2 separate regions of the Homo sapiens genome follow, and region 1 is linked to region 2. A link is a loop called in an ENCODE intact Hi-C map of the cell type or tissue named here. Cell type or tissue: OCI-LY7. All regions are shown on one strand. Links, peaks and the distances in the headings refer to the core of each region. The heading gives the core; the rest is flanking DNA. Region 1 overlaps HECW1 (HECT, C2 and WW domain containing E3 ubiquitin protein ligase 1). Region 2 holds the start of LOC107986790 (a long non-coding RNA gene).

Region 1 (15,335 bases), core at 3,979-8,978, 190 kb after region 2:
ACTAGACAAGCACTTTTACTGGAAAGTTATGTCAAGGAGTTCAGGAGAATGTACTGGAAAACACACAAATCAAACATTAAGTCAATATACAATCTGCTGACACCATACTAGCAGGAACCTCAACAAAAGCCCCCTTGCCTCCCCCACCATTGTCAGCAGAGAGTTCAGCCTTCCAGCTTTCTTAGATATGATATACGAAAGTGTATGAGGAGCCAGGAATTTCCTCAGCTGCACCTCAGTTTAATTACCATCTCTCTTCGCTTCCAGCACTGGTCGTAATGCCCAGAGAGATGGCTACTCTCTACTTTTGAAAACCACAGAACCAACTGTAACTGTATCTATCTAAACTTGTCTTTGCTAGAGTCATTTATACACCCTAACCTTCTTTTATGTCACTAGAAGAAGGGATGTTGAATCACCCCCACTAGGGGCTGCCATCTTGGTTTGCTCCCCTCATCACCTTTTCTATTGTTGACTAAGGATAGCTTTGTCATTCCTTGCTGGGCTGTGCAATAGCTACTTTACACTCAGTCCAGTGATCCATAATTACAAGTTTAGAAGAGGAAACACAATGCCCTAGTCAATTAAGACAATTAGATGTTAGAACACAAACTCTATGTTATTTAAGAATTAGGGCATCAAAAACTTGACAAGTGTGCCCAATGTGATCCAAGGAGCTAACCCAACTATGCTAATACCTCATCTGGAATTCTACTTCCAAGCAAAAGAGTTTGAAATAAAAATAGCTGGAGAGAGTCAAGTACTGTTCCAGGTACTACATTACCTTATTTTGATAACTTCAGTCACCGTTGCATAAAATAAGATTTATTCAGGCCGGGCCTGGTGGCTCATGCCTGTAATCCCAGCACTTTTGGAGGCTGAGGTGGGTGGATCACCTAAGGTCAGGAGTTCAAGACCAGCCTGGCCAACATGGTGAAACCCCCTCTCTACCAAAAATACAAAAATTAGCTGGATATGGTTGCACACCTGTAATCCCAGCTACTCAGGAGGCTGAGGCAGAAGAATCACTTGAACCCAGGAGGCAGAGGTTGCAGTGAGCCAAGATCGCACCACTGCACTCCAGCCTGGGTGACAAGAGTGAAACTCTGTCTAAAAAAAAAAAAAAAAACAAGATTTATTCAATAAATATGTATTTTTCAACAGATTTATTCATAAATATTTGTGACGTGGCTCTTCTGGGCCATGCACTGTGCCAGGTGCAGGAGATGACATGATGAGCCAAGCCAGCCCCAGCTTATTAACAGGACTCCAGTTTAGTGAAGGAGAAAAGCCATTCCACTCACAGGAAATGTGGATATTCTGAAGGGAAAGAAGACAGCTCTATGAGCATGCATGAGGGAGGAGGGAGGACTTTATTTGGACTGAAGTTAAGGAACTAAAATGTGAGTTGTAGTTAATTAGGTGAGAAGGAAGGATTTCTTTTCCTTATTATAAAAAGTTATGTCATCTGCTTCCAAGAAAATCTGACCTAATTATTTAATATGAAGAGGTATGAAAAATAAAACAAGCTAAAGTTTGTCATGGCTAAAACTGTCCTTTTAATCTTTAAAGTGTGCTGCTCACCATCTCACACACCATCTTCTATTATTGGATAGGTAACTCACGCTCTAGGTCCATAGTAGGCCCTCGTAAATGTTTTGAGATTCTTTAAGGCAAAGAATAATGATTGGCTGTTTGCTTTATCATACAATCCAAAATAGTAAATGTGAAAAGTGAGTATGTGGGTTTTGAAACTGTGTTTGTCATTGAAGATCTCATGGAGCACTGTGAAAAGGGAGCATTATAGTTCAAGCCAAGTAAAAACATAGTAAAGATGAACATCGGCTGGGTACGGTGGTTCACACCTGTAATCCCAGCACTTTGGGAGGCCAAGGCAGATGGATCACCTGAGGTCAGGAGTTCAAGACCAGCCTGGCCAACATGGTGAAACCCTGTCGCTACTAAAAATACAAAATTAGCCAGCCGTGGTGGCAGGCGCCTGTAATCCCAGCTACTCGGGAGGCTGAAGCAGGAGAATCGCTTGAACCTGGGAGGCAGAGGTTGCAGTGAGCCAAGATTGCGCCACTGCACTCTAGCCTGGGCAAAAAGAGGGAAACTTCATCTCAAAAAAAAAAAAAAAAAGAAAAGAAAAGATGAACATCAAAGTAATTTCTGATTAATAATATCATGGTGAAATACTGGAATAATTAATAAGTAGTACATTAGCTTAATGTGTGCCAAGGGAGTGATAAGATAAGTAAAAGCTACTTCACTAAAAGCAATATTTCCTAGAACAGAACCTGCTATTCTTCATCCCCCTTCTCTGCATCTGGCTTCCCCTCCCCCAACAACCTCCCTCACAAAAAAGAAAGAAAGTAAGGTATATAAACCATGTATTGACAATCACTTATTCAACTCTATTTATGCCAAGTAAGACTTAATTTTAACTTGAGAGCTAAGCATTTTAGAATATTGATACAGAAATCAGGAAACAAAAAAGAAAAATGCCCACTCTCTCTCCGTTCCCAAATTAACAGTTAGTGTCACAATGATTGTTATTAGATACTCACTCATCCTTTTCATCATTCATTCATTCATTCTGTGAGCCTTAACTGATTATTGTACTAAGGGCTGTGGGGCCACCCGAATGCACAAGACACAAAGAGATGTTCACACAAATACAGTGTATATGTTAATTAATATTCCAAAGTGAGCTATTAGTAGTTGGTCATGAAAGAGTTCTGTGGTCAAGTAAATTTGGGAAACACCAAGTTAAACAGAATTGATCTGATGTATTTGCTGCAGGACCTCTCTGAGTCTAATATGTGGCAAGAAGGGGATTTTGAAACACAGCATTTATATCACATTTTTCTAACCTATCACCTAGTAACTCATGATTAGTTGGGTACACTCTGGGAATCACTAACGTAGGCAGTAAAACAGGGTTCTGCCTTCAAGGTAAGAAGGCTGATATTAGTAAGGCAGATTAGGGCCCGAAGCAAGAGGCATGGGGTTTGGGTGGGTCAGATTCCCACTCTGATGGAGGGGTAGCAGCAAACCTCCAGTGGAGAGGAGGTGAAAAACCAAAACCAAGCACCATCCTCTAGACCAAGCAGACTTGATGGGGGATTTATTTTATTTGTGTGGTTAATGTTAACACTATTAATTATTACTAGTAAAAGCAGTGTGTTGAGGTGACCCTCAACAGAGTACCAGGAATTTTAGCACAAGGGCTAAAGAGTATAGACTCTCAGCTCAGAGTTTTTAGGTTTGTATCCATGTTTTACCACTGCTGACTTAGATGACTTGAGGCAAGTTATTTTGCCTCTCTATGTCTTAATTTATTCATATGCAATTAGAAATAAGAAGAAGAATAGTGGTATTCAGTGGGATAACATGGGTGAAGCACTCTTCACATTCCTGGCACTTGGCAGGTTTTCATTAAGTGCTCATTAATTATTAAATGCTCATTAGTCTTCCCAATCCTATGAATCTGATATTGTCTTCTCTATTTTATAGATAATAAAATTGAAAATCAGAAAGTTTAATGCGATGTTAGAATTACACAGTAAAGGCCAGGCGTGGTGGCTCACGCCTGTAATCTCAGCACTGTGGGAGGCCAAGGCAGGTGGATCACCTGAGGTCATGAGTTTGAGACCAGCCTGGCCAACATGGTGAAACCCTGTCTCTACTAAAAATACAAAAAAATTAGCCGGGTGTGGTGGCACATGGCCTGTAGTCCCAGCTACTCGGGAGGCTAAGGCATGAGAATCGCTTGAACCTGGGAGGCGGAGGTTGCAGTGAGCCGAGATTGTACCACTGCACTTCAGCCTGGGCAAAAGAGTGAGACTCCATCTCAAAAAAATAAAAAATAAAAAAAATAAAAAAATAAAAAAAAAGAATTACCCATTAAAAAGTAGTGGAGCTAGCATTCAAACCCACATTAGTTTAACCCCAAGCCCCATGTTTTTCTAGTGTAGCGTGCCAATAAAGCGACTGAGAGGCGTATGGATACCAGATTATGGAACTAATTATATATTTCATTTACAGGTAGATCCTGGTCAAGAATGTCTCCAAAACTGGATTAAGCCAGTGTACTTGAATGGGAATATAGACAACCAGGACAGACTTGGAATGTTTTTTAATGTATTGGCCCAGCAAAGCTAGAAATCCTCCACTTTACCTAACAGAAGATAATTAGAATTAAAAATGGCACTAACTGAAAACGTACTTGTTAAATTGCCTGTGCTTATAGAGTTGTTGTTGGCCCTGTCGTTTTTGGTTGGCAAAAAGAGACATATTTTTATTTGTTGGAGCTAACAGAGGCAAATGTCTTGAGTTGGGCAACAGTTACATTGCTGATGGTAGGGAATGGCTTCTGTAGGGTGAAAGCTTGGATAGAAAATCCCTACATCTAGCAGTGGGAAGTGCACCCCAGTTTGTTTTTTTTGTTTTGTTTTGTTTTGTTTTTGTTTTTACCAATTCAACTCTTAGTGAAATATGAATGATCTCTTTTACCTTAGCCCCCAGATATGGGAAAAAGTCAGCACTCTCAAGGAAAACAAAACAAACAATAGTATGCTTCAGTCTGCACTATTCTTCTACAAAAAATGTCCACTTTGGCCAGGAGCAGCAGCTCAACCTGTAATTCCAGCACCTTGGGAGGCAGAGGAGGGGGGATCACCTAAGGTTAGGACTTCGAGACCAGCCTGGCCGACATGGCGAAACCCTGTCTCTACTAAAAATACAAACATTAGCCAGGTGTGGTGGTGCATGCCTGTAGTCCCAGCTACTCAGGAGGCTGAGGCAGGAGAATCACTTGAACTCAGGAGGTGGAGGTTGCAGTGAGCTGAGATCGCAGTGCTGCGCTCCAGCCTGGGCAACAGAGTGAGACTCCATGTCCAAAAAAAAAAACCGTTCAATATATAATTTTTAGAGTTATAAAACATGGAAAGAAGCAAGATAATATGATAAATAAATAGAAAAAATACTATCAACAGAAGCAGGCCCACAGATGGATCAGATACTGGAACTAGCAGAGAAAGACTTTAAAACATCTACTGTAAATATATTCAAGGATGTTCAGAAAAAGATGGCCAGAATGAATAAATAGTTGGGGGATTACAACAGAGAAATGGGAGCCATAAAAAAGAAACAAATGAAATTCTAGAGTAAAAATAAACATCTGATGTAAATAATGGATTGAATAGGCTTAACAGCAGAACAGAAACTGAAAGAAAAGATTAGTGAACTTAAAGAATGGTTAATAGAAATTATTCAAACTAAAGCACAGGGAAAAAAAATATTTAAAAACACTTTACCCATCATCAATCAGTGACCTATTAAATGGCCTAAAATGTGAGTAGTTGCAATCCTAGAATAATGAGAGAGAGAATGGGCCAGAAAACATATTTAAAGAAATAACAGCTGAAATATATGGGATACAATGAGAAAATATCAATCTATAGATTCAAGAATCTCAGTGAATTCTAAGTAGTAGAGACACAAATAAAACCACACCCAGGCACATCATAGTCAAACTTCTGAAAACCAAAGATAAAGAAAATATAAAAGCAACCACAGGAAAAAATGATATGTTGCATATAGAGGAATAATGACAAAAAATTATGGCTGACTTCTTATCAGAACAATGAATGCCTAAAGGCAATGGAAAGGCATCCCCAGTTGAGAAAGAATTTGTGGAGGATGTATACACCATGCTCTGAGGACAGATAATAGAGGGTACAATCTGGTTAAGGGATCAAGACAGGCTTTCTGAAGAAAGAACTATCTGAACTAAGATCAGAAGCGTGAGATGTTAAGTAGGCACTGAGAAGGGAAGATGTTCCTGGTATATGCAAAGCCCCCATTGCAAAAGAAAACACTTCACGTGGAAAGACCGAAAAGTGGCAAGATAGGTGCAACACAGGGAGCAAGGAAAAGAGATGAGCCACACTAGCCATTATAGGACACAATATGGATTATTGTTTTCATTCTAAGAAAAATAAGATTTTCAAGTGTTTTAAGCTGTGCAGATCACTTCTGCTGTCATGAAGCAGCAAATTTGTGTTTGAAAAATTCTGGATAAAGTAGAGAGGCACCAGAGTAGCTGAGGAGATACCAGGAGGCCATAGGAGTGGCTCAGGTGAGAAATGATGGTGGCTTGGACTAGTTGATGGTATCTGTGAAGATGGAGAGAGGTGGACAGATGTAAGGTTGATTTAGTGATTTAGTAGATAGAAGTCATAGGACTTAGTCATTGCTTGGATGTGGGAGATGAGGGACACAGGGGTATCAAGACTGACTTGTAGGTTTCATCTAGTTGGGTGGATGAAGGTGCCATTTACTGATGAAGGAAACTGTGAAAAGGAGCAAGAATTATTTATTTTTATTCAACAAGCATTCACATAGTGCCTATTGTGTGCCAAGCACTATTCTAAGAAAGTTTGCAAACATTAACCTCTTTTACAAGAGTGAGAGGTTGGTACAATTTTTGCCCCAGTTTTACAGATGAGGAAATTAAGAAATTAATTAACTTGCCCAAAGCATTAATTGGTAAATGCTGAAGTAGGATTGGAACCCAGACAGTGTGGCTCCAGGGAACAAGTTCTTGGGCTCTGCACTAGGTTGCTTACAAGGAAGTATAATGAGGATGAGTCGCAGGAGACTGAGGCATTCAAGTGGCCATAGGGACCTGGAACTGATAAGAGAAGTTATGGCTAGTGATGAATATTTGAAAATTATTGGCATAGGAAAAGTAGTTTGTCTTGATGTAAAGAAATTGCCTTTTTTTCCCCTTAAACAGGAGCCTTATGTCTAGAGCTCCAGTTCTGTTGCTGTGCTGTGAGTAGCATCCCAAGCATGTTCTTTGAAGAGGGCAGAACCTTTTTCCTGAGGAGTATGACTTCCATGTCTTCCTCGTCGGATTTGTTCTCTTCTATTTGCTCTTTCTCACATGTTTGCTGCCCCCTAGTGGCCCTTGGAAGCTCTGCCCCAAGTGCAAGGCAGTTTAAACCCTTGGGGGTTAAATGCAGCTGGTGCAGAGTGACCTGGCTGCCCCTGGTACAGGACCGGGCAGCTCTGAACTCCAGGAACATGTGGCACGGACTCCACCCCAATTACATGGTACCTTCAGTTAAACACACGGGATAAGCACACCAGCAGGGGACAAACTGGAAAGCGTTTTGTTCTGTGACAGTGATGTTATTTACCAAGTGGCTACTGACAAAGCGAAAATTCAGATTTCAGTGGTTGCTGAATTTTGGCCATATCAATCATATCTTTATTGTGACAGTAAGGGGCCCATCAATGAGTGCTTCTGTCTCATAACAAAAGAGTAACTGGCAGGTTTTTGCTTTGTTTTGTTTTTTATTTTTTATTTTTTATTTTTTTTAATTTTTCAGTGTTACTTATTTCTTGCTTAACCAAATTAGTCAGTAAAAAATTACAAACCTGGTCCAGTGCAGTGGTTTATGCCTGTAATCCCAGCTCTGTGTGAAGCCAAGGCAGGAGAATCACTTGAGACCAGGAGTTCAAGACCAGCCTGGACAGTATGGTGAAACCCCGTCTCTACTAAAAACACAAAAATTAGCCAAGCATGGTGGAACACACCTGTAATCCCAGCTACTTGGGAGGCTGAGGCATGAGAATTGCTTGAACCCAGGAGATGGAGGTTGCAGTGAGCTGAGATTGCGCCACTACACTCCACCCTGGGTGACAGAATGAGACACTGTCTCAAAAAATATATATATATGTATGTGTGCGTGTGTGTGTGTGTGTGTATAACCTAAAGAAATCAATAAATATTGAGGCTACAAGAAAAAAGAAAACAATGGCTATAATTCATTGAATGATATCTGTATATCAGCCACTTTATAGATTTCATCTAATTTAACATTCACAGCAGCTTACAAGGTATTGATGATATTATTTCACATATGATGAAACTGAGGCTGCAGGGATAAGTCCTGGGCTTTCCCAGGACCCTATAGCTATGGAGGCAGAGATGAGATTCAGACCCAGTCTTCATGATTTTAAAACTATGTTCTTTCCCTGGTGTTATGATGCCTTCAAATGAATCTATAATTACTTACTTAGCAGTTACCTCACAAAAACTAAGCTATGAAAAGTAGTTTTCTCCTCCAAAGAGTCTTCAATGCAGTAATGAGGTTAACATGCATTCCTAGGGGGAAACAAACTATTAAAAATAATAACTTTACCATTTAAAATGCCATTTCCTCCTTTGCTTCCTCTGAATAGCTACTATAAATAGACCGGAGATGTTCTATAAGTAAAGTATACAGCCCTGGGCCACTATCCTTGTCCATTTGCACTTCCACCTTCTCCCTACTTCCCAGTCCCCAGGCCCTCCTGCCATTCAATCACATCCTCAGACTCTTACATGACACATATATGGCTTGATCTGAGTACAAGGAGGTCGCTTCCACCCATTTATGAACAGTCACATCACATGTCTGTTGAAAACAGAAGGCTACACATTTGTATGTAATAGTTATATTTAAAAGAATTGATATCAAAATGACAAGAGTGGTTATGATGGCTAGCAGGATTTTGCATAATTTCTTCTTATCTGCATTTTCCGCAATTACTTACCTGTGCGATGAAAAGAATACAGTTCAATTTCCACATTCTAAAGAGAGAAAAATTGTTATTTTTCTCAGAGAGGAAACAGGAATTTTATTGAAGCATCTAAAAGCTTCAAAACTTCAAAGATTTTTGCCTCTTAAGGACATAGAGATGGGGGTTTTCATTAACTTATTAAACACAAAAGAATTAAAGAAAATTACAAATATTCCTGTCAGCATAGCACTGCAGAACAAGCCATGGAATTGCTAAAATAATCTGAGCTCTGTTTGTTGTTGTTGTTGTTGTTTGAGATGGAGTCTCACTCTGTCACTCAGGCTGGAGTGCAATGGTGCCATCTTGGCTCACTACAACCTCCGCCTCCCAGTTTCAAGCAATTCTCATGCCTCAGCCTCCCGAGTAGCTGGGACTACAGGCGTGTGCCACTATGGCCGGCTAATTTTTATATTTTCAGTAGAGACAGGGTTTCACCATATTGGCCAGGCTGGTCTTGAACTCCTGACCTTGTGATCCGCCCGCCTCAGCCTCCCAAAGTGCTGGGATTACAGGCATAAGCCACTGCTCCTGGCCCTGAGCTCTGTTAATAGGAAGGAAAACATAAGGAGAAATACTAGGAAACAGAGAAGAAGGGAGGGAGGAAGGTGGGAAGGAGACAAAAGGAAGGGAGGGAGGGAGAGAGAGGGGACCAAAGAAAGAGAAAGAAGAAGAGGCTGCAGGATTTGTTGTATTCTTTCTAGCATTATTATTGTTTTTATTTAAGTTCATGTTTCTCCACTCCTTACCTCTTAATTTTATTATTTACCATTCACAAATCACAAAGTAATGATAAAAATGCACAAATCTCTAATTTTTAAAAATTTTACTTGACAAATAATAACTGTGGGATTATCCCAACAAATATATATTTGCGGGATGAAATGTTATGTTTTTATATACGTTTATATTGTGGAATGATTCAGACAAGCTAATTAATATATCCATCCTTACATAGTTATTTTTTGTGGTGAGAACATTTAAAATCTACTGTTTTTGCAGTTTTGAAATATGCAACACCTTATTATTAACTACAGTCACCATACTTCGCAATAGATCTCTAAAACTTATTCTAACTGACGGAAACATTATACCTTTTGACCAACATCTCCCCATCCCTCCCCCTTCCCCCAGCCTCTGGTAACTACCATTCTACTCTCTGCTTCTGTGAATTTGACTTTTTTAGATTCCACATATAAGTGAGATCATGCAGCATATGTCTTTCTGTGCCTGGCTATGTTGCTTAACATATAACCTGAACATCCTCCACGTTCATCCAGGTTATTGCAAATAACGGAATTTTACTCCTTTTAAAGATTGAATAGTATTCCATTTTCTATGTATACCACACTGACTTTAGCCATAAATCTCTACATTTTGCTTTTATGTTTGTTTTTCTTCAATAGAGCATCTGTCTTTTGTAAAAAATAATTACTATTGTCAGCCAGGCGCGGTGGCTCACGCCTGTAATCTCAGCACTTTGGGAGGCCAAGGCGGGCAGATCACAAGGTCAGGAGACCAAGACCATCCTGGCTAACACAGTGAACCCCGTCTCTACTAAAAATACAAAAAATTAGCCAGGTGTGGTGGCGGGCACCTGTAGTCTCAGTTACTCCGGTGGCTGAGGCAGGAGAATGGCGTGAACCCAGGAGGCGGAGCTTGCAGTGAGCCGAGATCGCACCACTGCACTCCAGCCCGGGCGACAGAGTGAGACTCGGTTTAAAAAAAAAAAAAAAAAAAAATTGCTATTGTCGAGAAATAGTTCTTGCAGTCTGCTTCCCCTTCTAAAATATCTGAGGATAATTAGTCTAGATGACTTGGAATACTGAATTTGCTCCTCCATTTTTTCTTATTTACCGTGAAAACTTGATAATATGGATGCAAAAGTATATTTTCATATAGTCAAGAAATTAGGAAAACAAAATGGACAGAAAGTAGGTCAGGATGCACTAGCTTCTATCATGGAAACAAACAACCCTCATATTTTAGTGGCTTAAACAGGTGACCATGTTTTGCTCATTGTCCTAGTCTATGGGTCGGGAGGGTAGCTCTGCTCATTCTAGCCGCTCTTGGTCCTGGTGACAGCCACCATCTCTGAGGTTGCCAGTTTCCATCTCAGAGGTAAGGAGAATTCTGGGGTTCTGCACAGCCATTTAAACACCTCAGCATGAAAGCTACACCTACTCTGCTTACAACTCATTGGCCAGAATTGGTCCCATGGCCCTCCTAACCACAGCGGGCCAGGAAGTGTCATCCTGCCTTGTGCTGGGTAGCTGAGAGCAGACAGCCTAAAGAAGAGCACAGATTTTATTACAGAAGCATAAAAAGAGAAGCTATAATATCAGATAACATAAGTTTATGTTGAAATGTATAAAATTGTTCATACTTTGCTATCTTGACCTACAAAAATGGCAATTTCATAAGGTTCATGCTAATAAGTTTAAAACACCTTTTGTTGTCTTTTTTCTGACACCACTCCTGACACCAAACATCTGGTCTTCCACACTAATTCTCCAGTTCCCTGAGACCAACTGGGTATCCAACAATTCAAATCAATTCTGGCACTCACTCCTGGAGTTAGCCCAAATCCTACAGGTTAAAGGCACATTCTCACAAGGCTGCTCCCACTTCAGGCATCAGCCGAAAACAGGGTTCCCAGGATTCCCATGCTTTTGCCCAAGCAACTACAAATTTGAAGGTTCCCAAAACTCCCCCCTCAGGTTCAATGATCTGCTAGAATGACTTATAAAACACAGGGAAGAACTATACTTACTATGACAGCTTCTCATCAAGGGTACAAATGAACAGCCAGATGAAGAGGAAACTTGAGGGGGGGTGTGGATTCTGGAGGGTGGGGTGCACCACCCTCCCAGCACCCAGGTGTATTCACCAGCTCGGGAGCACCCCTGGGCCACATCATTTAGGGTTTTTTATGGAGGCTGCATTATGTAGGCATGATTGATTAAATCACTGGCCATTGATTGTTGGATCAGTCTCTACCCCTTCCCATTCTCCCAAGGTCAAGGGGCGGGCTAAAAATTTCCACCCTCTTGTCACATGGTTGTTTCCTCTGTTGACAGCCCCCCATCCTGAAGCTGTCTAGGGACCTACCAAGAGCTACCTCATTACCATAAACTCTGGTAGGGGTGAAGGGGCTGATTATGAGTAACAAAAGACACTTCTCTCACTCAGGAAGTGTTTTTTTGTTTGTTTTGTTTTGTTTTCATTTTTTGAGACAGAGTCTCACTCTGTCACTCAGGCTGGAGTGCAGTGGTGCGATCTTGGCTCACTGCGTCCTCCGCCTCCCGGGTTCAAGCAATTCTCTGCCTCAGCCTCCTGAGTAGCTGGGCTTACAGGCATCTGCCACCACGCCCAGCTAATTTTTTGTATTTTTAATAGAGACGGAGTTTCACCATCTTGGCCAGGCTGGTCTTGAACTCCCGACCTCATGATCCACCCGCCTCGGCCTCCCAAAGTGCTGGGATTACAGGCGTGAGCCACCGTGCCCGGCCTCAGGAAATGTTTTAAGAACTTCTATGCCAGGAACTAGGAACAAATAAAGACCAAATAAAATATATATTTTTATTATACCGCACACCTCCTTCAAGAATAAATGTAAATAAATATCACCTAACAACAGAAAAATTCTCAAACTGGACCAAACTACAAAATTCATCTATATTCTATTTAAAAGAGACACGCAAAAGGAATGATTAAAAGTAAAGACATAAAAGTAAAATAAATAAATGTCAGCTTAATATGAAATCTAGTGAGATTTGAGGAGGAGAAGTGTTTAATGGGACAAAGTTGATTATTCTGTATTGATGAAGTTATAATCTACAGTGACAAAGGACCATGATCCTCTACACTCCTAATAGTATAGAATCAAAATAGGTAAAGCAAAAACTGCTAGAAGTTAGCAGAAATGTATGTAATTGTGTTGGGAGTTTTAATTCATTATTTTGCACATAAAAAAGATAAATAATATTACATAAAATCAAATAATATTTACAATTAAAACTTGTACTGACCATTTTGCCATGAAATAGACTATGTCATCATTGCAAGGATCTATAAAGCATCTATACAATTAGCAATATACTACTGGGGCATGAGAACATCCTCAATAAATTTCAAAAAGGAGAAATTATTGAAGGCACATTTTCCGATCACAATACAATTAGACATTAATGATTTTTAAAATTTCAAACATTTTCAGATTGAAAAGTACTATTGGCCAAAGGGGAAATTGAAGCCATAATTTGACTATTTAGGAAATAATGTCAATATAATAATTATACATTAAAACTTAGCAGATGTGACTAAAATTATTTACAGGGAAAAATTCACAGTTCTGTATGTTTTTATTATTTAAGATGAAAGAAAAGAAAATAACTGTGTTCAAGTAAAAAAAAATTAGAAAACCCTCAGCCAAAGAAACCTAGGGAAAGAAAAATTAAATAACTAAAATATAAGAAGAAATTAATAAACTATAAACAAAATATAGTGAAACAGTGGCATTGATAAATAAATCTAAAAATATTTACTTGGGGGACCAAACACTCTGGCATAGCTAATTAAGAGAAAACAAATATTCATGATTAGAATCAGAAAAGGAATATAAAATTATGTATAGTTCAAAGAGAAATATTAATAGAAATTTTTATGTTCAGAATTTTAATAATATATTTGAAAGACTTGATGAGTTAATTTCCTTAGAAAATTACCATACTTAAGAAGTAGAAAATTTCAAAACACTGAAGTTATGAACATAACTATAAAACTTGCCAGATAATTTTTAATGAAGTTTTCAGAACCACACCATTTCACAAATGAATACTGATAAACTTTCAAGCAGTACAAAATTCACCTGATAGTTATCACAGACAAATATAGAACACTTGCCACTTCATATTGGTGCTAGAATCCCTTTAAATTATTAGTAAATCAAAACCAACAACTTATAATTTACGCATTTATTTTAAAATATTCATTGAGTCTCTCTAAAGTGCAAGAGACTCTACTAGGCATCCTGTGTGTGCAGAGTCTCTGCCCTCAGGGTGGTTACTTTCTCCTCGGGGAAACAGACATTTCCAACTCAGCTACAGAATTAGTTACATAAGCCAATGAGATAAATCCTAGAAGGAGACTCGCAGTGTTCTGTAACAGTGTGTGGCAGGGATCCTTACACATGGCTCAGTGGAGAAGGGCTGTAGTTTAGAGATAGGCCACCAAGATTTGAATCAAAGATCTGCAGCCTAGCAGCCTTATTCCCTGTGAAACCTTTAACCCAGAGGCTCTCACCTGGGGGTGATTTTGTCCCCCGCGGACATTTGGCAATGTCTGGAGACATGTTTCATTGTCATGACTTGGACATGCTACTGGACCTAGTGGGCAGAGGCCGGGGATGCAGCTGCACATCCCACTGTGCCCTGGACAGCCTCACAGCAAAGCTGTATCTGCCCCAAAATGTTACCAGTGCCAACACTGAGAAACACTCCTCTGTAGGATGATGAATCCCTGGGGGCTCCTGAGAGTCAGATCCACATTTCTAACTGTCCACTGGGCTTTTCCACTTCATGTGCCTCAGGCATGACAAACTCCAAATGTGTCATCTTCTCCTGACCTGTGTTTTGTTGTTGTTGTTGTTGTTTGTTTGTTTGTTTTTTTAACAAGATCTTGCTCTGTCACCCAGGCTGGAGTGCAGTAGTGTGATCATGGCTCACTGCAGCTTCAACCTCCTGGGCTCAAGTGATCCTCCCACCTCAGCCTCCTGAGTAGCTACTGGGACTACCAGTGTGCGCCACCAACCCTTGCTGATTTTTCTATTTTCTATTTTTTGTAGAGATGGGGTCTTGGTATGTTGCCTAGGCTTATGTTCATTTTTTTAAGTAAACAGTGCCACCCTCTACCCACTCTCTCATGTCAGAGCTCAGAGTGCCATTCTTAATTCATCCTCTCCCTCACCACTGAAATATTTAATAAAGTTCTGACCATCTACCTCTTGACATCTCTGGAAACCATCTACTGCTTTCCTTTGTCAGGCTTCTACTTACTTCTTCAGTTTGCCTGCCATTCATACACCTTGCCATCTCCTACAACAAGCATGCTGGAAATATTCTCTGTTTTAGTTGTACTGAATACAGCACAGCTGGCATGTGCCATGCTCCTATTGGCCACAGAACCCTCACATATTCTGCTCTTTTTGTCTGCAGCAGTTTGAAGTTGCCCCCGATCCCTTTCCCTGACACACACTTCACTGGATGAGTTGATTCCTCCAGGAGGTTTTCTATGAGACAAGGCCTGGGTGCCCCTCAAATGCACGCCCATGGCATTTCACTAACATAGAATAACACTCTATTGTCGGAACCAGAAAGACACATGTGAAATTCACACTTGAAGCATATTTGGGTTAGGAAGACAGTTTCAATATAGGAGTGAAGGAAGCTGGAGAGGATGATTGGAGTGCTGGAGGAAATAAACGAATTGAAAGGCAAGACCATCCATCTGGGAATACCCCACCACAGAGCCTACAGAATAACCAGGAAGTAGAAAACTGGGGCATTCCTAGAGCCTTTTTAACTGTTGTCAAAAGTCTAGGCTGTCTGATAACACACAAGTAGTCTAATGCATGCAAGAATACAAAGCTGGGGGCGGGAAGTGAGGGTAGGGTTACCTCTGAGGAGACAATTGGCAAT
Region 2 (15,335 bases), core at 5,346-10,345:
TCAATGGAACAGAACAGAGCCCTCAGAAATAACGCCGCATATCTACAACTATCTGATCTTTGACAAACCTGAGAAAAACAAGCAATGGGGAAAGGATTCCCTATTGAATAAATGGTGCTGGGAAAACTGGCTAGCCATATGTAGAAAGCTGAAACTGGATCCCTTCCTTACACCTTATACAAAAATCAATTCAAGATGGATTAAAGACTTAAACGTTAGACCTAAAACCATAAAAACCCTAGAAGAAAACCTAGGCATTACCATTCAGGACATAGGCATGGGCAAGGACTTCATGTCTAAAACACCAAAAGCAATGGCAACAAAAGCCAAAATTGACAAATGGGATCTAATTAAACTAAAGAGCTTCTGCACAGCAAAACAAACTACCATCAGAGTGAACAGGCAACCTACAAAATGGGAGAAAATTTTCGCAACCTACTCATCTGACAAAGGGCTAATATCCAGAATCTACAATGAACTCAAACAAATTTATAAGAAAAAAACAAACAACCCCATCAAAAAGTGGGCGAAGGACATGAACAGACACTTCTCAAAAGAAGACATTTATGCAGCCAAAAAACACATGAAAAAATGCTCATCATCACTGGCCATCAGAGAAATGCAAATCAAAACCACAATGAGATACCATCTCACACCAGTTAGAATGGCAATCATTAAAAAGTCAGGAAACAACAGGTGCTGGAGAGGATGTGGAGAAATAGGAACACTTTTACACTGTTGGTGGGACTGTAAACTAGTTCAACCATTGTGGAAGTCAGTGTGGCGATTCCTCAGGGATCTAGAACTGGAAATACCATTTGACCCAGCCATCCCATTACTGGGTATATACCCAAAGGACTATGAATCATGCTGCTATAAAGACACATGCACACGTATGTTTATTGTGGCATTATTCACAATAGCAAAGACTTGGAACCAACCCAAATGCCCAACAATGATAGACTGGATTAAGAAAATGTGGCACATATACACCATGGAATACTATGCAGCCATAAAAATGATGAGTTCATGTCCTTTGTAGGGACATGGATGAAATTGGAAATCATCATTCTCAGTAAACTATCGCAAAAACAAAAAACCAAACACCGCATATTCTCACTCATAGGTGGGAATTGAACGATGAGATCACATGGACACAGGAAGGGGAATATCACACTCTAGGGACTGTTGTGGGGTAGGGGGAGGGGGGAGGGATAGCATTGGGCGATATACCTAATGCTAGATGACGAGTTAGTGGGTGCAGCACACCAGCATGGCACATGTATACATATGTAACTAACCTGCGCAATGTGCACATGTACCCTAAAACTTAAAGTATAATAAAAAATAAAAATAAAAATAAAAAAATAAAAAAAAGAAAGAAGAAAGAAAGAAAAGATAAGAAAGAGAGAGAGAGAGGGAAGGAAGGAGGGAAGGAGGGAGGGAGGGAAGGCTTCAGAATATAAGCATCTAACATGCAGATTAGGGAAAAGGAAGATCTGGCTACTATGTCCAAAACCAAAAGTAAAAACAAACCACCTATGAGAGAAGTAGAAGCAAGAAGCTTTAGAAAGTCAAATTTGCTTGCTAAATGGACTGAGGTCTGGGGATTTTTCTGAAATGTCAGTTCTTTTAGACTCCCATGCCTCAGGAGTGAGATAATACAATAATGTAAACGGTCTTGTTTGTTGGAAGTTGGTACATTTTGGGCTTCTACTGATCTAAGATGACCTAGGTTCATTATGTCTGTCTTCTAAGATGTGATAAAAGAATGAAAACTTTATAAATGTTTGCTATATTATTCTTATGGTAATTAATCCATGCCATTAAATAATCACCGATGGCACACCATTCAGGGCTGTACAGACGATATTGAAATAGCCATTTGGCTATTTGGATTTCTAAAAGTTTGATTGAAGCAGAAATTTACTGTTATATTTTGGCCAAATACGGAGGTGGAAGCTGAATTTCAGAACATCCCTATAAAATGACAAATTTCTGCCAAGATGAATAAAGAAAAGAGAAAAAAAAGGAAGAGAGGGAGAGAGATGCACAAATAAATAAATTAGGAATGAAAGATAAGAGGTGAAAATACCATGAACAACTTAATGCCAACACAATTTAAAATGTGTACAAAATAAAATCCTAGGCAGGGCACAGTGGCTCGCACCTGTAATCCCAGCACTTAGGGAGGCCAAGGTGGGCAGATCACTTGAGCCCAGGAGTTCAAGAGTAGCCTTGGCAACACAGGGAGACCGTATCTCTACAAATAAAAATAATTGGCCAACCATGGTGGTGAATGCCCGTGGTCCCAGCTACTCGAGAGACTGAGGCAGGAGGATAGGCTGAGGCCAGAAGGTCAAGGCCGCAGTGAGCCACTGCACTCACTCAATGCAGAGTACCACTGCACTCCAGCCTGGGTGACAGAGTAAGATGCTGTCTCAAAAATAAAAAAAATAAAAATAAAATTTGAGAATAATATAGCTTATAAAAAACCTAACTCAGGGTGAAATAGCTTGACTGCTTCTCTAACCATTAGAGAAACCTATAGTGTTCCCACAAAAACATCAAGCTCAGATGGTTTTACAGTCAAGTTCTAGGAAATTTTCAAAGAACAGATCTTTCCAATATTATGCAAACTTTTTTCAGGAAATGTAAAAGAGAGAACACTTTCTATTTTAATACCAATATCAGAAAATGGTACTGTGAGAAAGGAAAAAATTAATTATCCATAAATGAGATTTAAAAATCCTAAACAACATAATAGTAAATATGATCTAGTCATGTACAAGAATAGATAATACAACACAGCCAAGAGAGATAAACAAACCCCAGAAATGCAAAGATGGATAAACATTAAAGCAATCTATGAATATAGTTCTCCTCAAGAAGAACAAAATTTCAGAAAATGTAATCATTTCAATACATTTTTTAAAAGCTTTTGAAAAATTCAGCACTTGTACCTGATAAAAAATTTGGCAAATCATGAATATAAGTGTATTATTTCCTTTTTTTTTTTTTTTTTTTTTTTTTTGAGACAGTCTCGCTGTTTTGCCCAGGCTGGAGTGCAGTTGTGCAATCTCGGCTCACTGCAACCTCCACCCCCTGGGTTCAGGCAATTCTCCTGCCTTAGCCTCCCGAGTAGCTGGGATTATAGGCACATACCACCACACCTAGCTAATTTTTGCATCTTTAGTAGAGACGGGTTTTTGCCATGTTGACCAAGCTGGTATTTCCTTAACATGTTAAATGATGTCCACAAAAAAACTTACAGGAAATAATAAATATTATTAATGATTTAACATTAGAAGTCTTCCCTTTAAAGCCAGTAATAAAACTAGGATATGTACTGTGGCCATAATAGATATCCTGTATCCCTCATTATACTGGAGATCTTATTCAGCAGAGTAAGAGGAAAGAAAGAAGAAAGAGAGACAAAGGCATAAGGAATAGAAAAGAATAAACAAAACTGTCATTATTTGTATATAATATGATTGTCCATATAGAAAATCTCAAAGAATCTGCATGCAAATCATGATAAATGTGAGAGTATAGCAAGGTATCCAGACGTAAGCTTATTAGATTTAAGTCAATTGCTATTTTTTTAAGAGACAGGATCTCGTTCTTGTCACCAAGACTGGAATGCAGTGGTGTGATCAGGGCTCACTGCAGCCTCGACCTCCCAGGCTCAGGTGATCCTCCTGCCTCAGCATCCTGAGTAGCTGGGACTACAGTCACACACCACCATGCCAGGCTAAGTTTTGCAATTTTTGTAGAAATGAGGTTTCACCATGTAGACAAGGCTGATCTTGAACTCCTGGGCTCAAGGGATCCACCAGCCTAGGCCTCCCAAAGTGCTGGGATTACAGGCATTGGACACCACTCCCAGCTGTCAACTGCACTTTTGTACACCAGTCAGAAAGGACTGCTTGACATGTGTTGGTGCTTCGCAATCTTTGAAGAGGGGACCCAGAGAATAGGGCTTAGGTTTCTGAGAAACAGAAATTACCAAGGTAATGATTATACCTTTAAGGTGATATGATTAAGTCGATTAAATCGGGTCTGAGAATGGAAAAAAAGAGCTGGAAACTGGAACCAATTATTCCAGAACCAAATGTGCCTGCCACGGTAAAAATCCATTGCTTGAGTGAACACAAGGCTCTTCTCCCTTCCTGCCTTCCATTCTTCCCCAGCATCCGTCATTATGGAACCTAAAAGGAAGCCATTTGGCAGAAATACAGTTTGCAGAGACTTAGTCCAGTATCCATGGCAGGGTATAGAAGGGTGGGCTTGAAACAAGAGACAACAGTTTAATAATCCAGCCATATGTATATAGAATATTTTAATGTTTAATATTTAGATTTTTTTTTTTTTTTAGAGATGGGTCTCACTTTGTTGGCCAGGCTAGATTCCAACTCCTGGGCTTAACCCATCCTCCTGCCTCAGCCTCCCGAATAGGTGGGACTACAGGCATGTGCCACCACACCTGGCTCTAAAATATTTTTAATATTTAATTATTAAATGACATTTAAAAAGTCTTAACAGGAGAAATATACTGTTTTCATGGATAAGATGCCACATTCCAAAAATTTATCTATATTCAACACAGTTTCAATCAAAATTCCCACAGGTTTATTTTTGGTGAAACTTGTCAAAATAGGATTTTAAAATTTATACAGAGAAGCAAAACCCCAAGAAGAGTGAAGTCATTTATGAGGAAAAATAACAAAATATAAAATTACTGTTTTGCAAATGTTTCTAAGTTACAGTAAAATTTGTTCAGCTCTGAGTGTTGACAAATGTATGCAGCCATATAATCCTCCCCACAATCAAGTTATAAATTATTTCTGTGACCTCCTCCCTCAAATATCCTCGTGTCTTCTTGTGGCCAATCCCTTTCCCCACTCCTGTCCCCAGCAACCTCTGATCTTCCTTCTGTCTCTACAGTTTTAAGTTTTTGAAAATGGTAAGTTTTAAAATATGTTTTTAATGCAGAATTAAACATACTGACCAAGGCAACAAAATAATGAACCCAGAAACAAACAAATACATAGAAGGAGACTTGATATGTGACAGTGGTGCAATTGCCCATCAGTGGGAGGAGGATAGATTTGTCAATAAATGGTGCAGGGGTAATTGGCTTATCCACATGGAAAAAAATGCAATTGAATTTCTCTCTCATACCATACAGAAAATTTAATGGATTAGTGACTTAAAAGGTATATAAAAGTCATACTTAAACACTTGGTGGAAAATATAGGACACTATCTTTCTGACTTTAAGAAATTTTTTCTTAAATAAGACCCAAAAGCCACCAACATAAAAGTTAAGAAACTAAAATTAAGACTTACTGTTCTCCAAAAGACACCATAGTGAAAACAAAAAGATAAGCCATCATCTGAGAGAACTTACAACAAAGACTAATATCCAGAAATATAAAAATTCTTATGATTTAATCATAAAAGACAATCCACTGGGAAAAGGAGTAAAACATGAACAGGCATTCTATAGAAAACAAAACAAAAATGACTGGTAGATGATAGGTAGATAGTTGGATGGATGGATAGATAGATAGATAGAGTGATAGGGAAGTATGCTTAGTGGATGCTTAGTAGTCATGGAAATTCAAAACGAGAACATAATTTTGTTAAATGGGTAAATACATAAGAACTCTAACAATACCAAGTGTCAGAATGCAAAAGAAGAAAATGCACGCTGTCTATGGGAGCGTCAACTTGGCATTACTTGAAAAAGTTAAATACTTGAGTTTCCTGTGATCCAGAAATCTCATTCTCAAGTATATTTTCATGAATATGTGTTCCAGAAGTCATATATACAAATATACTCATAGTAGCATTATTTGGTATTTCAAAATATTGGAAAAAACCTGATATTGATTGATGAGAGAATGAATTATTATTTAATGTAGAATATTTATTTAGTATGCAAAATACTCATTTCACTAGTGTATAATAAATTGTAGCTAAATGGAACAAAATGGATGAATCTTAGAAGTAATTATTCAGTTTAAAATGGTAAATAAATAAAATCAAATTACAGAGAACTAAATAAAGTATTGTGCCTTTTTCTAAGACTCAAGCACAAGTAAAGGGGAACAACATAATGTTTAAAGATCTACGCATACATAAAAGCTATGGATTTCTGTGCTATGGCTACCTCTGGTGCGGCAGGTGGTGGGGTTGTAAGACTCAGGTAACTCCAGTGAGACTAGGAAGATCTGAGTTCACAATTTGAGTGCTAGATTCACAGGTATTAATTTTGTTATTATGCTTATTACTTAAGAAAATATTACACAGATTCAACTATTATATGATAAAAGCAAGGCCATAAATAAGAAGATTTATTCTTTCTCAAAAGGGTGCTGGACTTTAAAAAATATTTACTAATTTTTGGTTCTACAATATCTTGAAAAAATATTAAATGCTTGGAAATTTAAATTTGCATTGCATGAAGATTTTCTTGTGTAAGCAGTCAATAATGTTACCTCTGAAGCTGTCAGTTGCACACCAGGGTGGGTATGAATTTATAGAAGTGGCTTCCTTTTGAAATTGTATTACAGTGTGCTCTGAAAGCTTCAGAGGCTACAGGGAGAAGGTGCCTTCTTTTTGATAGAGTATTAAATTTTCTGTGTTAAAACTATGGAAAACAATCTTCTTCTACATTCTCTTTTTGAAATTATTGATGCTTTGGGAACATAATTACCATTTCCCTTGTACATCCCATTTCTTAAAATAAAATCTTTTACAATAAAGATTTACCTGTTAGCCCAAATCTGTCAAAACCTAGTGTAATATTCTTTTTACATTCCCATAGTAAATACCAGCATACAAATTCATTTGAGTGTCATGATTATTCCACGGATCAATGAGTGTAACAGATTGTGTGAAGTTGGTATAAACTGCATTACCATTGAGGGTTTCTTTTTTAACATCTTCCACTTGGACAACGAAAGAAAAAAATAGCTCCATTATCTGAAATAAAATATAACATAGAATATAATTAAGATGATTATTAATGCTTTTTATTTACATATGTTTGACTTTCAAGCCATCTGGCATCCCAGCTCTCTGCTTTATTTTTCTTTTGCCCATATTTCCTTCCTTACTTATTGTTAACGTAGCTTTATCTTATCTATTGGTATTTGTGAATTTCCTTAAGTCTGTTTTAAGATTTCAGGGGTAAATGAATAAAATAACTGATAAAATAGGCATTGTTAACAGAAAAACCAGCTCTGTAAAATATTTTAAAGAGGTTTATTCTGAGCCAATATGAGTGACCATGGCGGGGGAACACAGTCTCAAGAGGTCCTGAGAAAGTGGGTTTTACTTTTTCACTTTTTTCAGTTGCACACCAGGGTGGGTATGAATTTATAAAAGTGGCTTCCTTTTGAAATTGTATCACAGTGTGCTCTGAAAGCTGCAGAGGGCTACAGGGAGAAGGTGCCTTGTTTGTGATAGAGTATTAAACTTTCTATGCTAAAACTATGGAAAGCAATCTTCCCCTGCATTCTCTTTTTGAAATTATTGATGCTTTGGGAACATAATTACCATTTCCCTTGCACATCCCATTTCTTAAAATAAGATGTTTTTACAATAAAGATTTAAAATATTGAGGGAGCTGGGTTGCAGTTGAGTATTATACCTTTCGGGGAGGCAAGAGTTACAGGCAAAGACATCAATATTTTGCAGGTCTGTTCAGCTAAAGACAGGGTCCTTGTCCGTCCCCGGGCCATGAAAATTTAGGCTCAAAGACGGTTTGAAGGGTGGGTAAGACAAAGTTTTATTCGGTGAAAAGTGGGGAGAAAAAGGGGGAAACAGGGATCCTCAACAAGTCAGAGTCCCTGCTAGAGTGCTTGCCGCCAGCGGCTTGAATTCCAGGTTCCACACAGAAGAGGAGGAGCTGGCTCCTCCCTGCTGCAAAGGATGTGAACTATTGTGGCTCCATCCCAGTGTGCAGGCCAGCTGGAGTTTCTCTGGGGACCCCCTCCCACCTGGCTGTCTCATTCCCCGCTCTAGAGAGGTACATCTAACTGCCATTAGAATAAGGATAAGGAAGAAGAGCGATCTTAACTGCCTCCTGCTGACAGGGGGCGCTGTTTTGGGGGAAGCCGCAGTCAGAGCTCCCTCAGAGGCCTATTTAAGGGTTCCCAGCAGAAAGGGTCGTCATCAGAGGCTCCTGTTGCATGACTGACTGTAGTTTGATGGCCTGAAGGCAAGAATAGACAAACCAGCTTATTAGAAAACATGTATCAAAACAAAACAAGGAGAGGGGTAAGAACAGCTCAAAAATTCCAAGGCCTTTTACCAGTTTGCACAAGGCCAAAAGCCCAACTGGTTAAGAAAAAACTTTACGCTTTTGCCAGCATGTCAGTCTTCTGGGTTCCCTTCCCCTGAGCCCATTCCTAAGCCAGCCAGGTTAAGGTTTGGGAAATTAATTCTTTCCAGTTTGGAGGATGTTTCTGAGGGGAGTGTCCCATAGTATGAAGACACAATTACCTATCAGTGAAGAGGACAGAGGAGGAGAAAGGAAAAAAAGAAGGTGTTTTTTTTTTTTAAAAGGAGTCCTAGAGGTTCAGGATGCATTCAAAAGGGGTACAGACTGAAGGCGAATGGCTACCCATCTAGAAAGAGGGGGGCAGGCATCCCTGGTTCCCTTCTCTTCCTAGAAGATACCCAAGGTATTGTGGGACAATCAAAGATGGGAGAGACCGAACAGAGTGAGTCCAGGAAAGGTCTTTATTAAAAGGTGATCACCTGGCTCAGTAGGACTAGCGTCCAGGAAAGTCTGAGCCCCGGACAAAGAAAACAGCCACTTTTTAAGCAGCCAGTGGCCGGGAACTATGTGATGCAGGAAGTGTACTTACAGAAGTGAGAGCAAAGGCAGTTGATCAGTCTTTTACATTTATTTATATTACATGTTTCACATCTTTGGGAAACCATTAACTGTATAAACCATTTCTGTGTCAACCTTGTAACTTTGCAGCTGTGCTAGGGAGGTGAAGCAGGAACTCGCTGAGCCTCAAGGAATGTGAAACTAGCAAGTACAGATAAGGCTCGCTGAGCACAAAAGGAAAAACAGGCAGTTAGTATTTTTCTCTAACTTACACTACGGGGTGGGGCTACACTACAGTTAGCTTTGGAAGGAAAAAGTAAACATTTTTGGTTGTCTTTGATTATACTTGTAAAATTCATAAATTCCTTCTTCAGAGGTACATGAGGGAGAGAGGGAAAAGCATCCTCTTTCCTCTTCCATCTTTGCATCCCCAAGTCCCAGCAACCTTGGCAGGTGCCACCTTGGGTGGAAGAGCGGCTTGCACCCATGAAGCAGGGGGCCTAGTGGGTGAGAATCATCCGCTCTTATCCACATATGCCCTATCTCCCCTGCTGCCAGCAGCCTTGGATTCCCTAGACCTCATTTATGCCACGGATATTAATGTGGTCTTTATCCATGAAACAGGAAGCCTGGGGTTGGCTTAATCGGCAGGAATCAGCCACGCTTACCTGTGTTGTGCCTTTTAATTTCTGTTATTGTCTGCCTCTGGATCCCTCAGATCCAGTTTTCTTTCCTAGGGCTTTGACCCGATGCTTGGAATTGAGTTTGGGACAAAAATGTGTCTCAGCGGGGGTTGCATGGACTTCTTATCATAAGCCGAATGCAAAAGTGAAGCTGTGGAACTGAGTCCTCCTCCAACAAGAGAGAAAAGGATGTCTTGTGACACACCCAGATAACTGGTAGCTATATTTATGCTTGACAGAATTTGGGTGCATGGTGCTTGGCTTTTGTTAGCTCCCTTGGTCTTACTTTCCCAAAAGGAAACCTCCGAGTGATGGGCATCCTATTTATTCCATTACCTGGCAGGATTTGTAGGATAATTGCTCAGAACTAGAATATTGATCTGAATTTCTACATTACCTATCCCCTTTGTTCTTTCTGAGCTGCAGCCAGGGATTGCTGGTTGGTTCATAGGAGCAAGCAGGGTTAGTCTAAAATGTAGGCAAAAACTTAAAAACAACGAATGAGTTTAGAATTTAATGACAAATGTTGACCCAGCAATCCCATTACTAGGTAAATACCCCAAGGATTATGAATCATTTTACTATAAAGATACATGCACATGTATGTTTATTGCGGCACTATTCACAATAGCAAAGACTTGGAACCAACCTAAATGTCCATCAACGATAGACTGGATAAAGAAAATGTGGCACATATACACCATGGAATACTATGCAGCCATAAAAAAGGATAAGTTCATGTCCTTTGCAGGGACATGGATGAAGCTGGAAACCATCATTCTCAGCAAACTAACACAAGGGAAGAAAACCAAACACCGCATGTTCTCACTCATAGGTGGGAACTGAACAATGAGAACACATGGACACAGGGAGGGGAATATCACACACCAGGGACTGTCAGGGGGTGCGGGCTAGGGGAGGGATAGCATTAGGAGAAATACCTAATGTAGGTGACAGGTTGATGGGTGCAGAAAATCACCATGGCACATGTATACCTATGTAACAAACCTGCATGTTCTGCACATGTACCCCAGAACTTAAAGTATAATAAAAAAAGAATTTAATGACAAATGTATAAGTTTTGAAACATGATTTCTCTCTCCAGTCCTCATTTTTGTTAAAAAAAAATCATCATAGGACTGAATGGTTTACAAAATAAATTTTAGTCTTATACTTGGCCTGATTATTTGCATAAAGTGCAGCAAGAATAATTCTTTCTAATTAGGCCTTTTAGATTGGCTTTGATGGAAGTTTGTTCCACAAGGAATCTCAGATAAGACCTTTTAAAACTGAGCCCAACCATGGGTTTGTATCCTCAAAACCCTGTGAGTTGGGTGATCCTTTCCTCTTAAGGTCCCATAATAAACTTGGAGCTCCTGGACCTGTTAGAAAGTGACATTCTTTACTGACCACAGGTCAAGAACCCTGTACACGGACTGCATAGACAAGGGTATGAGACCAGTTTCCTCACTGGGCTTTTATTGGCTCTGCAAGTCAAAATTGACTCCTTAAAGGGAAGCATACCCTTCCAGTCAAATCCTTGGTAAAATAACGACTTTCTCCAATTGTGTTCTGTTGCAAAAGAAAAATGGATTCTTATTGCACTGATGCAAACAATGATATTGCCATAAGAATATTCACAAATAGTTTCCAAATTCTAGAGGATTCAGGCAGAGAGAAACAAACGTGCTCCAAATTTTTATCACAGGAGTGTATAACTTACTTATTAAAGGCTGTAAATAGTTCAAAATAAGTTTCCTTGACTCTGAAAAAATAAAACAAGGATCAGAAATATTCCAAGCAAAGGTCAAAAAGATTTGCTTCAGCTTCCTGAGTTCAGTCCAGTTAGTTAATTCTTGTTTTGCTTGCTATTCATGAACATTTCAGCTCTTTATGAGTCCTATACATTTTCCTTTATTCCAGTGATACAACCTCTAAAGTTATCAGAAGCCTGCATTTGAGAGCACCTGTTAAAGTTCTATAGCTCATTATAAACCATTTTTGAAAAGGATTAAAACAAGACAACAATTGTCTGTGAATAGCAAAATGTCCAGGATAGTTACTGTTAGAAACAACGATTGACAAAGAAGTTTGGTTATTTCCACGGTTTACAATAACCTAACATAACAACCCTAATTACGATGGATAGCATATACTTGCACATTAGAATTTTAGATAATCCCATACAATTTTGGAACATATATTAGCATTATTCACCAAAATATAACCTAAAGAAGATTGAGCATCATTTTGGCAATCCCATGTACCTAAACATGTTAAATAATTCCTTTTACCTCTTTTCTGGACACTTCATGGGCCCTCTGAAGTATTCAAAAAGCCAGGTGTCAGGAAAGACAATTTTAAAACTTAAGGTCGATTTTGGGCAGCCTTTTAAATATGTTTAAAACACTTGATATTATGAAATAGAATTCCAGATTACCATAAGTTATTTATTTTGCCAAAAAGATGACTTCGAAATTTTAAATAATCAAAAATCTTTTATAATCCTTTAAAAATTTTGCCAAAGAGCAGATTAACGCCTTAGGAAACCTTGTTATGCTTTTATTTCAATGCTCAATTTACAGAAAAAACCATATAATACCCTTTTTTGAATTTAGTCAATACGTTCACACACAGAACCTCTTCTGCAAGATTGATTTCCGTAATTCTTCTACCCCTTCTTTGAACCTTCAGCTTTTTCCTGATTTAACTCAAAAAATCCTTTAATCCTTTAATCCTTAAAAACTTTAGGCAAAAGTTTACATTTCCATGCCTTCTTATAACCTTTTACTAAAAAATACATTTTACTGTTCTTACACACCTTGCATGCAAATCTATTTCTAGTAGTTTCAATTAACTCCTAGCTATTTTTAACTTTAAGGTAAAACTTGGTAAGTTGCTTTAATTGTGTGCTAACTGCAGCTAAGCTTTGCCCTCTTAGTTAAGGACGCGGTTAGTTCCTTACGTCCCCAGGTCTTACCAGTTGTGAAGCCAGAAAGTCAAATAGTTCTCAAAACCCAGAAGTCAGTTTGCAACCTCAAAACACTTAGCAAACCTTGCATCTTGAGGGACTAAGTGGCTAAGTTGGCTGGACTTCCTGGGTCCCTAGGGACTTCCCTAAGGGGATTTTTTCCCCTAAGCCAAAATAAGTCACAGCTGCAAGCTAAGGGCTTGAAACGTCAACCAATCAAAGGGGACTTTCCCCTAAGCCAAAATGAGTCACAGCTGCAAGCTAAGGAATTGAAACTTCAACCAATCATATAGGGCGTTTAAGCTCTAGCTGCAGCCTGATGTTTTTAACCAATCAGGCCTGCCAACCCACAAGTGGATAGAACATAAGCTAATTCTATAGGACAGAAAAAGGAAAAGAGGAGGGGTCATAATGGGATATAAGCATAAGACACCCAAGCCAAAATCGGCAACCTTTCCGGGTCCCCTTCCACCACGTGGAAGCTTTATTTTCGCTTTAATAAGTCTTGCTACCGCACACTCATTGGGTCTGTGCGTTTCTCTAATCAAGCTGTAACACTCGCCGCTGCGGTCCACAGCTTCATTCCTTGAAGCCCGTGAGACCACGAACGCTTCAATCGAGAAAAACCTTTGATCTGAAGAAGACTTCTTGTCTCACATCTGACCTGCATTTAACCAATAATCTTTAAGGCTGTTTTTATTTCTCAAAGATTAAAGTCACGTGAACTGAAAGGTACCACAGCTTTTAACTTTCCTTAAAAAAATACTTGATCCAAGCACTTGTTTTTCTTTAGGGCAAATTAAGTAGAGCTCTTTTTACAGACGTTACACACAATACACACACAGAGAGACAGAAGAAAACCCAGTCTTCACAAGATCCTTTTTCACAAGCAAAACTTTACAGAGTACAAACAGTGATAGTTGGGGGACCTGGCCTAGTAAAAAAAGTCTTCCAAAAGAAAAAAAAAAACAACTTTAAAAGTTAACTGCTGACGGGGTAGAGAAGTGGAAGCAAAAAACAGTTTTTAAATGCCTGGAGAAGAACCTCTTATTCTTATGCAACTGGTTCCTCCAGCAGGGAAAAAAGCTTAAGCTTAATTACTGTCCAATAGAGTTAAACCCCTTGGCCAGGGAAGGGGAAGACTGCAGCAGCAGTGCGTGGCTGGGAACCAGCCAGCCAGCTGTGCCGGACCCTTGGGCCATGCGTCCTAGGCCCAGCAGGGAACAGGCAGGGAATAGCGGGTGGAGGGGAGCTGCTGCTCACGGGTCCCTCCCAAAAAAGGAAAGAAAAGGCCATGAAAAGGCCCGGGAGTGACGGGGCGGGGTGGAGGGAGCGAAATGGTTTCCTCCATCCTCAGAAGTGTGAGGATGAAAAGGCTCAGAAGCAACAGTGAGAGTTTTTGAGTCCCCATTTCACTCACTGCTTCTCAAGCCCCACACTGGGAGCCAAAAATGTTACAGGACTTTTTTAGTTCAGCTAAAGACAGGGTCCTTGTCCGTCCCATAGCTATGAAAACTTAGTCTCATAGACAGTTTGAAGGGTGAGTAAGACAGGGTTTTATTGGGTGAAAAGGGAAAAAACAGGGGAAACAGGGATCCTCTACAAGGTCAGAGTCCCTGCTAGAGAGCTTCCGGCCGGCAGCTTGAATTGCAGGTTCCACACAGGAAGAGGAGGAGCCAACTCCACCCCGCTGCAAAGGGTGCAGACTTCTGTGGCTCCGCCCCAGTGTGCAGGCCAGTTGGAGTTTCTCTGGGAACCCCATCCTCCCTGGCTGTCTCAAATACATGGAAGATATACACTGATTCAGCCCAAAAAGGTGGGATATCTTCAAGTAGGGGCTTCCAGGTTATAGATAGATGCAGAGATTCTTCAATTTGCAAATGGTTAAAGGAAGAATACTCTGTAAAAATTCGGAGTCAGCAGAAAGGAATGTTTAAGATAAGAAATTCTGTTAACATGGGTCAGAGTGACGTATAGGGGTGTGTGACTTAACCATTGTCTGGCATGGCCTTAGGTTTTGTTTATAATTTGGTGTCTTATTGTCACAAACAGTTAATGTTATGTTCTTTTTGTTGTTGTTGTTAATGTTATGATCTCTATTTTAGCATTAATGCCAGTCAGTTGTGCCTAAACTCCAAAAGGGAGGGGGTGTAACAAGGCGTGTTCCACCTCCCTTCCCGTCATGTCTGGGGATTCAATTTTTAAAGTTTCTCTGGGGTACTCTTGGCCAAGAGGGGGTCCGTTCAGTCAGTATGGAGCTTGGGATTTTATTTTTAGTTTACACTATATACCTATACCTATATCAATATATATCTTTAAAATCAGAAACTAAAAGTATTTAAAGTGGGCAATTATTTCAGCTAAGGAAAGGGGATTCCTGCTCATTCTTGGATCAGAGTGGGAATAAATTCCCAGGTGTGGTTGAAGTAAATGGGATGGCAAACCAGCCAACCCATGGGACCCTAGACTGACTGGTGTATAAAATGATGATACAACCCCATCAAAATATTGATGTACCTGCATAAATGCATGGCTGCAAACTTTCACAAAAATGAACATAGGAAAATATAAATGTGTATCATGTACATATTTTTTCATTTTCTGTGTATTACAACGTTTTGACATCTTAAAATACTCTTTCTGAGTACAGACTGACTCTCCTGGGGCTAGCCAGTTCCTGGAGGTAACAGAGAACTTAGCTAGGAGCATGCCTTTGATATGCAAACTAACCAGCCGGAGCCATACCTCCTCTTCCATCCGAGGAGGAGGCAACATTATCTGCCTTATTACCCCAGGCCAGGTTCCGGGCAACTAGGGACCACCTTTTT

Evidence for each region. Peaks named below come from ENCODE experiments on the same cell type or tissue, not always from the same donor. Only the 100,000 strongest peaks of a DNase experiment are listed, where the experiment ranks them.
Region 1: a loop joins it to region 2, with 9 times the contacts of the local background. A loop is called at or near these places in 5 of 110 quality-filtered maps.

Annotation. Positions count from the first base shown.
Region 1 is chr7:43,254,485-43,269,819 of GRCh38, forward strand. All of the region lies in intron 3 of HECW1 (HECT, C2 and WW domain containing E3 ubiquitin protein ligase 1), which reads left to right. Among named protein-coding and RNA genes, the nearest start is that of MIR3943, 110 kb to the left of the region's middle. In OCI-LY7, for the core only: CTCF peaks have their summits at 6,971 (motif pointing left) and 7,179; a DNase peak (open chromatin) is centred at 6,967.
Region 2 is chr7:43,063,763-43,079,097 of GRCh38, forward strand. LOC107986790 (a long non-coding RNA gene) reads right to left here and starts at 12,617. Exons shown (of 3, transcript XR_001745189.2): 1 at 12,517-12,617; 2 at 8,092-8,226; 3 at 5,039-6,992. RefSeq lists a silencer at 9,568-9,862 and an enhancer at 13,648-14,440. In OCI-LY7, for the core only: a CTCF peak has its summit at 8,134; DNase peaks (open chromatin) are centred at 8,139, 8,979 and 9,717; H3K4me3 peaks cover 1,740 bases; H3K27ac peaks cover 4,313 bases.